2 separate regions of the Homo sapiens genome follow, and region 2 is linked to region 1. Evidence: chromatin contacts called from ENCODE Hi-C or POLR2A ChIA-PET data. All regions are on one chromosome and are shown on one strand. Each heading gives the region's core, a stretch centred on a gene start or an enhancer-like site at or near the end of the contact. The rest is flanking DNA. Distances are from core to core; before and after follow the strand shown.

Evidence for each region. A loop is a pair of places that touch in the nucleus more often than their neighbours do. ChIA-PET counts read pairs that join two places held with the same protein, here RNA polymerase II (POLR2A).
Region 2: a map of PC-9 shows a loop between it and region 1 (2.3-fold over the local background). The contact joins two enhancer-like sites. A Hi-C loop is called at or near these places in 1 of 168 maps with a recorded cell type or tissue (PC-9). POLR2A ChIA-PET finds 5 or more read pairs at or near these places in 8 of 52 experiments (Caco-2, H1, HCT116 and 3 more).

What each region holds. Positions count from the first base shown.
Region 1 is chr19:41,156,987-41,161,036 of GRCh38, forward strand. The region is part of intron 2 of LOC124904790; the gene reads right to left. Among named protein-coding and RNA genes, the nearest start is that of CYP2S1, 34 kb to the right of the region's middle. RefSeq lists an enhancer at 2,062-2,625. Within about 2 kb of position 2,090, at least 2 of the 41 ENCODE cell types and tissues checked have a DNase peak (open chromatin) inside an H3K27ac peak, as active enhancers do.
Region 2 is chr19:41,206,346-41,210,803 of GRCh38, forward strand. It overlaps CYP2S1 (cytochrome P450 family 2 subfamily S member 1), which reads left to right. Exons shown (of 9, transcript NM_030622.8): 9 at 1-1,194. The coding sequence ends at 143. Among named protein-coding and RNA genes, the nearest start is that of AXL, 11 kb to the right of the region's middle. RefSeq lists an enhancer at 673-1,450. Within about 2 kb of position 1,251, at least 13 of the 41 ENCODE cell types and tissues checked have a DNase peak (open chromatin) inside an H3K27ac peak, as active enhancers do.

The DNA.
Region 1 (4,050 bases), core at 840-3,339:
TCTCTACTAAAAATACAAAAAAAAAATTAGCCAGGCGTGGTGGTGGGAGCCTGTAGTCCCAGCTACTAGGGAGGCTGAGGCAGGAGAATGGCATGAACCCGGGAGGTGGAGCTTGCAGTGAGCCAAGATCACACTACTGCACTCCAGCCTGGGCAACAGAGCGAGACTCTGTCTCAAAAATAAATATACAAAAAAAAACTTGTATACAAGTGTTCATAGAAGCTGCATTTTTAATAGCCAAAAATTGAAAACACCCCAAATGTTCATCAACAGGTAAATGGATAAACAAACTGTGGTACATCTGTACAATGGAATACTACTTGGCAATCAAAAGGAATGTACTATTGATACATACAGCAACATGAATCAATCTCAGAATAATTATGTTGGACTCCTCCCCCCAAAAAGGAACATACTATATGATTCCGTTTATATAAGACTCAAGAAAATACAAACTAATCTATAGCAATAGAGAACAAATCAGAGGTTGCTTGAAAAATAGGGATGGGAGTGTAAGTGGGTGGGAGAGATTACAAAAAAATACAAGGAAATGTTGAGATTACAGAAATGCTCATTTAAATATGAGCAGTGGAAGGGCGTGGTGGCTCACACCTGTAATCCCAGCACTTTGGGAGGCCAAGTGGGGAGGATTGCTGGAGTCCAGGAGTTTTGAGACCAGCCTGAGCAACATGGCAAAACCCTGTCTCTAAAAAAACCAAACAAACAAAAAAACTAGCGAGGCATGGTGTACATGCCTGTAGTCCCAGCTACTTGGGAGGCTGATGTGAGAGAATCAAAATAAATAAATAAATAAATATGAGCCATTTGTTTTATGTCAATTATACCTTGATAAAGTTTTTTTTAGTGACTTTGGGAATATAACAACCAAACACAGTCTCAGGGCTTTTTTGCATTCTGTTTTGAACAAAGTAACCAAAAATGACTTTTCTGAGATCATTGGAGAAGTATGAATATGGACTGAGTGTTAGATGAAATTAAAGGAATATTATTTTTGCTAGCTGGAATAATGGCATGATGGTACTGCTAAACTTTTTATCATTAAGCAATGCATACTGAGATAGTTATGGGGCAAATATCTGGGATTGTTTAAAATGCTTCGGAAAACAGGAATACATAAAATAAGCTGAGGAGAATGCTGATAATTGGTGAAACTAGGTGATAGGAGTTTATTGCATTCTTCTCCCTACTTTTGTAGATATCTGAATGTCACTTTCATAATAAAGTTAGAAACAGGCTGGGCGTGGTGGCTCACACCTCTAATCCCAGCACTTTGGGAGGCCAAGGCAGGAGGATCGCCTGAGCCCAGGAGTTCAAGACCAGCCTGGCCAACATAGCGAAACCCCATCTCTACTAAAAATACAAAAATCAGCCAGGCATGGTGGCATGTGCCTGCAGTCCCAGCTACTTGGGAGGCTGAGACACAAGAATTGCTTGAACCCAGGAAGCAGATGTTGCAGTGAGCTGAGATTGCACCACTGCACTCCAGCCTGGATGACAAAAGTGAGACTCTTGTCTCAAAAAAAAAAAAAAAAAAAAAAGACTCGAATAAAATAAAAAGAATGACTCCTAGATCTCTAATTCTAGCAATCAGGGTATGGTAATACCACTTACCAAGATGCATGGGAGATAAACAGGTTCAGAGGAAATCAAGTTCTCATTAAGGGCCACATTAAGGTTCATAAAGAACCTTTGGGCCAGGCGTGTTAGCTCATGCCTGTAATCCCAGCACTTTGGGAGGCCGAGGTGGGCAGATCGCTTGAGGCTAGGAGTTTGAGACCAACCTGACCAACATGATAAAACCCCATCTCTACTAAAAATACAAAAATTAGCCAGGCATGGTGGCAGGTGCCTGTTATCCCAGTTACTCAAGAAGCTGAGGCAGGAGGATCACTTGAACCTGGGAGGCAAAGGTTGCAGTGAGCCAAGATCATGCCACTGCACTCCAGCCTGGGCAACAGAAAAAAAAAGATCAGCAAAAAAAAAAAAAAAAAAAAAAAAAAGGCTCACAGGGCGGAGTCTGAGGGAGATCCCATGAGCTGCCACCTGTCCTCTTTCAGTGGACTTGTGTGGAGAGGGCTTTATTCCCCAGCAAGAAGCCATGACAAGCATGGAGCACTTCCAACCAGGAAAACTCACCCAAGCTCTGGTGTCCAAGGTGTTCACTGGGGGTCAGTTACATAGGCAGAGAGCACCCAAGTGACAACTCCTCAGTCTCCAGCCCACAGAGGTCAAACTAACACAGTGTTGCCCAAAGCCCCAGGTATGCAAAAACAGACACCATGAGTCATGGTGTTAGCATAAACTATCCCTCTGTCCCACCCAAGGCCCAGATGTGTACAGATACTGTTATCAGGCAGGATATTCCAAAGGCTTAGAGCTTAAGGAGTGGTCAAGGGCCAGTTTTTTTCTTTGGAATGTTCAATACTTAAGGACCCATGCCAGCAGAGTTAAGGCTTTACTGCACGTGGCCCTACTTCTGCCAATGAACTTGGAGCTTACGTAGCATCTTTTTTTTTTTTCTTTTTGAGATGGAGTTTCGCTCTTTTTGCCCAGGCTGGACTGCAATGGCACGATCTCGGCTCACCGCAACCTCCGCCTCCTGGGTTCAAGTGATTCTCCTGCCTCAGCCTCCCGAGTAACTGGGATTACAGGCATGTGCCACCATGCCTGGCTAATTTTGTATTTTTTAGTAGAGACAGGGTTTCTCCACGTTGGCCAGGCTGGTCTCGAACTCCCGACCTCAGGTGATCTGCCCGTCTTGGCCTCCCAAAGTGCTGGGATTACAGGCGTGAGCCACCGTGACTGGCCATAGCATCTTAATAAAGAACAATAAATTTGTTTGGGAGGCTGAGGCAGGAGAATCGCTTGAACCCAGGAGGCGGAGTTTACAGTGAACCAAGATCATGACACTGCACTCCAGCCTGGGTGACAGAGTTGGACTCCAGATCAACACCAACACCAACAACAACAACAAAAAAAAAAAAAAAAAAAAAAAAGAACAATAAATTTGTAGAGAATGACAAGACACAGGAAAAGAACTTTTGAGCTTCCGGGCACAGCAAATTGTGGGAAGATAAATATATTGGGCAACTAGTGGAAGATAAGGGCTGGCTCATAAGGTTTGTTATATAGATTCCCCTCCTGCCATCTGTGGGCTGATAAGAGTCTAGAGATTGTATTGGCTATTAAGAAATCATCCTGCCCTTCTTGGTAGAGAAGGGGAGGGCAGAGTTCTTTCATGTGTCTGCTTTTTCTCAACTGTCTTCAGCTCAAAATAATGCTTATGCTGGGGTGGCAAATTTGAGGTAACACACTCTCAACCCCTTCACCCATCAATCTAAGGTGACCAGGAACTAACTTGTAGTCTAACAAAGCCAGGTTCACTGACCCATTTCAATGAGGGAGAATGCACACCAGAACCATGGGGCATCTCACCAAACAAAGGAAAAGATTGGCCAAGCAAGGTGGCTCATGCTTGTAATCCCAGCACTTTGGGAGCCCAAGACAGGAGGATCACTTGAGGCCAGGAGTTCAAGACCAGCCTGGGCAACATAGTGAGAATCCCTCTCTTAAAAAAAAAAAAAAAAAAAAAGTTTTTTAATTAGCCAAGTGTGGTGGTGCACCTTAATTCCAGCTACTCAGGAGGCTAAGGCAGGAGGACTGCTTGAGCCCAGGAGTTAGAGGCTGCAGTGAGCCTGTGATTGTGGTGATGGAGTGAGACCCTGTGAAAGAGGATAAGGGGGCAGTGGGGAAGGAAAGGGCTGGGAGGGGAGGGGAGGGGAGGGGAGGAGAGGGGAGGGAGAGGAGAAAGAAAGAAAGAAAAGAAAAGAAAGGAAAGAAGGAAGGAAGGAAAGAAAGAAGGAAGGAGAGAGGAAGAAAGAAAGAAAAAGAGAAAGAAAGGAAGGAAGAAAAAGAAAGAAAGAGAAAGAAAGAAAGAAAGAAAGAAAGAGAAACAAAGAAAAGAAAAGAAAGAGAAAAGAGGGAGGAGAGGTAAGGGGAGGGGAGGAGAAGAGGTCAGTTCAAGACCAG
Region 2 (4,458 bases), core at 1-2,500, 49 kb after region 1:
TACAAGCCTTCTCCCTGGAGAGCCCGTGCCCGCCGGACACCCTGAGCCTCAAGCCCACCGTCAGTGGCCTTTTCAACATTCCCCCAGCCTTCCAGCTGCAAGTCCGTCCCACTGACCTTCACTCCACCACGCAGACCAGATGAAGGAAGGCAACTTGGAAGTGGTGGGTGCCCAGGACGGTGCCTCCAGCCTCAACAGTGGGCATGGACAGGGTTAATGTCTCCAGAGTGTACACTGCAGGCAGCCACATTTACACGCCTGCAGTTGTTTTCCGGAGTCTGTCCCACGGCCCACACGCTCACTTGACTCATGCTGCTAAGATGCACAACCGCACACCCATACACAACTACAAGGGCCACAAAGCAACTGCTGGGTTAGCTTTCCACAGACATAAATATAGTCCATCTGCAATCACAAGCACATAGCCAGGTAACCCACCAACTCCCCTGGATCTGCAGCCCACACGTGGGAGTCTGGCTGTCACCTTCACAAGCCACAGAAACGGCCACACATGTTCACAGCTCACACGCCCTCTCCATTCATCGAACTTCTCAGTGTCCCTGTCCCTGGTGCCTGGCACAGGGAACAGCATGCCCCCTCCGGGGTCATGCCACCCAGAGACTGTCGCTGTCTATGGCCCCAACTCATGCTCCCTCTCTTGGCTACACCACTCTCCCAGCCTGTGACCACCGATGTCCACACACCCCCAACCACTTGTCCACACAGCTACCCACGTACGACATCGTCCTGGCTCCCCAGAGTATCTTCCCACTGAGACACGCCGCCCCCACAGAGGCACAGTCCCCAGCCACCTCTGCAACTGCAGCCCTCAGTCACCCCTTTTTAAGCACCCTGATTCTACCAAATGCAAACACATCTGGGTCTGCGATTATGCACAGAGACTTTGGACATACGAGGACCCTCAGACCGGAGGAACACCTGCCCAACCCCAACACGTGCTTATGTAACCACGTGGAAAGCGGCCCCTGCTGCCCCTCCACACACACATACACACTCACTGATCTACAGCCCCTGTTCGGCGTCAGAGTCCCCACTAGACCCAGTGGAAGGGGTTAGAGACCAAGTAGGGGCCAGTTTCCAATTCACCCTGTCAGGGAGTGAGCCGGATCTGACGTTCCTTGTGACTTAAGGGTCCGGCTTGGGAATTAAAGTTTGTTTCTGGCCTTTAGCCTACTGCGTGTGTGACCCGTGTCAGTCACTGTGAGTAAGGGGTGGGGACAGGGGAGTCCACCCCTCCCCTGAGGCTGGGCGGGAGCTGAAAAACATGGCCACCGCCCACCCTGGCTGTTGACATCAGGACCAGATGTGGAGCTGGGAGGAGGGGCAGGGCTGGTGACGCCCTGGGCCTCATTTCCAAAAAGGGCCAAGGTGTCCGGCGGTGGGAAGTGGGCAAGGAGGGGGTAACCCAAGCTGGACTGTGGACCTTGGGGGCTTCCTCAGCCAGGGAGAGCCTGAAGCCAACTAGATCCAGACCCTAGAGACTCTTCAAACTTGAGTACAGGAACTAGCTTGCAACACAGACTCTAAGCCCACTCCCATTTCTTCCACCCTTTTTCTCTTGCCTCCCCTTCACAAGGAAACCAGAGGCATTTGTAAATTTCCTTTCTTTTTTTTTTTTTTTTTTTTTTTGAGACGGAGTCTCACTCTGTCACCCAGGCTGGAGTGCAGTGGTGTGATCTTGGCTCACTGCAGCCTCCGCCTCCGGGTTCAAGCCATTCTCCTGCCTCAGCCTCCCAAGTAGCTGGGATTACAGGTGTGTGCCACCACGCCCAGCTAATTTTTGTATTTTTAGTAGAGATGGGGTTTCACCATGTTGGCCAGGCTGGTCTCGAACTCCTGACCTCAGATGATCTGCCAGTCTCGGCCTCCCAAAATGCTGGGATTACAGGCGTGAGTCGCTACTAGATAAATTTCTTATCTAGCAAAGAAGTTTGCAAACATACGCAAAAGTAGAAAGATACAATGAGCCCCCAGGTGCCCATCACCCAGCCTCATTTCAATAGTCATCAACTTTCTGCAGCTTTTACTTCATCTATATCCTTTTCTGCCTCTTTTTTTTTTTTTTTATTTTGAGATAGGGTTTTGCTTTGTTGCCCAAGCTGGGGTGCAGTAGCATGATCTCATAGTTCACTGTGGCTTCAGACTCCTAGGCTCAAGTGATCCTCCCGCCTCGGCCTCCAAGCAGCTGGGACTACAGATGCGTGCCACCACACCCAGCTAAATTTCTTATTTTTATTTTCTATAGAGAAAGTCTCACTATACAGCCTGTGCTGGTCTCAAATTCCAGGCCTCAAGAGTTTCCATCCCAGCCTCCCAAAGTGCTGGGATTATAGGCGTGAGTCACTGCACCCTGCCCTGATATTTTTATTTTATCTATTGCTTTTTATTTACTTATTTATCTTTTATTTTTGAGACAGAGTCTCACTCTGTTGCCCATGCTGGAGTGCAGTGGCATCATCTCGGCTCACTGTAACCTCCGCCTCTTAGGTTCAAGCAGTTCTCCTGCCTTGACCTCCCGAGTAGCTGGAATTACAGGTGCCTGCCACCAAGCCTGGCTAATTTTTTTATTTGTAGTAGAGATGGGGTTTTGCCATGTTGACCAGGCTGGTCTCGAACTCCTGACCTCAGGTGATCTGCCCACCTTGGCCTCCCAAAGTGCTGAGATTACTGGTATGAGCCACCGTGCCTGGCCACCTATTGCTTTTTAAAGATTATTTTTTTATTATTATTATTTTTTTATTTGAGATGGAGTTTCGCTATTGTTGCCCAGGCTGGAGTGCAATGGCGTGATCTCAGCTCACCGCAACCTCCGCCTCCCAGGTTCAAGCGATTCTCCTGCCTCAGCATCCCTAGTAGCTGGGATTACAGGCATGCACCACCATGTCCAGCTAATTTTGTATTTTTAGTAGAGACGAGGTTTCTCCAGGTTGGTCAGGCTGGTCTCAAACTCCCAACCTCAGGTGATCCGCCCATCTCGGCCTCCCAAAGTGCTGGGATTACAGGTGTGAGCCACCGCGCCTGGCCTTAAAGATTATTTTAAGGCAAATTACAGAAAGCAATTTAATGCACATTTCTGAGAGTTAAAGATATTTTTGCCCTTGACATTTTATGAGGACAGTTTTCAAACATGCAGCAAAGTTGAGGGAATTGTACAAGGAACACCTTGTGCACTTCCTGGGTTCTCCCACTAGCACTTTGCTACACTGCTTTCTGACGTTTCTACACACCTGACCACCAGCTCAGGATTTATTTATTTATCTATTTATTTTGAGACAGAGTTTTGCTCTTGTTGCCCAGACTGGAGTGCAATGGTGTGATCTCGGCTCACGGCAACCTCCACCTCCTGGGTTCAAGTGATTCTTCTGCCTCAGCCTCCCAAATAGCCGGGATTACAGGCATGCGCCACCACGCGTGGCTAATTTTTGTGTTTTTAGTAGAGACGGGATTTCTCCATATTGGTCAAGCTGGCCTCAAACTCCCGACCTCATGTGATCTGCCTGCCTCTGCCTCCCAAAGTGCTGGGACTACAGGTGTGAGCCACTGCGCCTGGCCAATTTTTTTTTTTTTTAGACGAAGTCTCACTCTGTCACCCAACCTGGAGTGCAGTGGCATGATCTTGGCTCACTGCAGCCTCCACCTCCCAGGTTCAAGCGATTCTCCTGCCTCAGCCTCCTGAGTAACTGGGATTACCAGCGAGCGCCTGGTTAATTTTTGTTTTTTTAGTACAGATGGGGTTTCATCGTGTTGGCCAGGTGTGAGCCACCATGCCCAGACCAGTTCAGGACTTTTTAGGCATTTCCGAGTAAACGCACGTATCAGTTCATCAAAAAACTTAAGCAATGCATATATCATTAGCGAAAGCTTCTTTTTTAAAAAAAAAAATCCAAGATGTTAACACTTTATTGGCTTAAGTTCTATAGAGATAGCACAAAACAGAGAATAATAGAGAACTGAAAGATGAGATTGGAATCAGATCCTAACTTTGCCACCTCCTAGCTGGTCACACCTTGACTGAGGCTTTACCATCTTAAAGCCTTAATAAATTGATAAGATGTAAGAAATGTGGGCCAGGCACAGTGGCTCACACCTGTAACCCTTGTTGAGGGACCGAGGTGGGAGGATTGCTTGAGCCCAAGGGTTCAAGACCAGCCTGGCCAAAAGGGCAAGACTCTGATTCAAGGGAAAAAAAAAAAATCCAGAAAGAAATGTGAAAACTTTCAGAACTTCGTAGGAAATAAATATCTGCTAAGTTCTTCTTGGATTTAATATTATTACTATTTTTTATATGTCGGTGCACTTTGAAAAGGAATGAAGTTTAAGGTTTTCTTCTTTTAAAAGTAAGGCAATGGGGCCAGGTGCGGTGGCTCACGCCTTTAATCCCAGCACTTTGGGGAGGCTGAGGCAGGCAGATCACTTGAGGTCAGGAGTTCGAGAGCA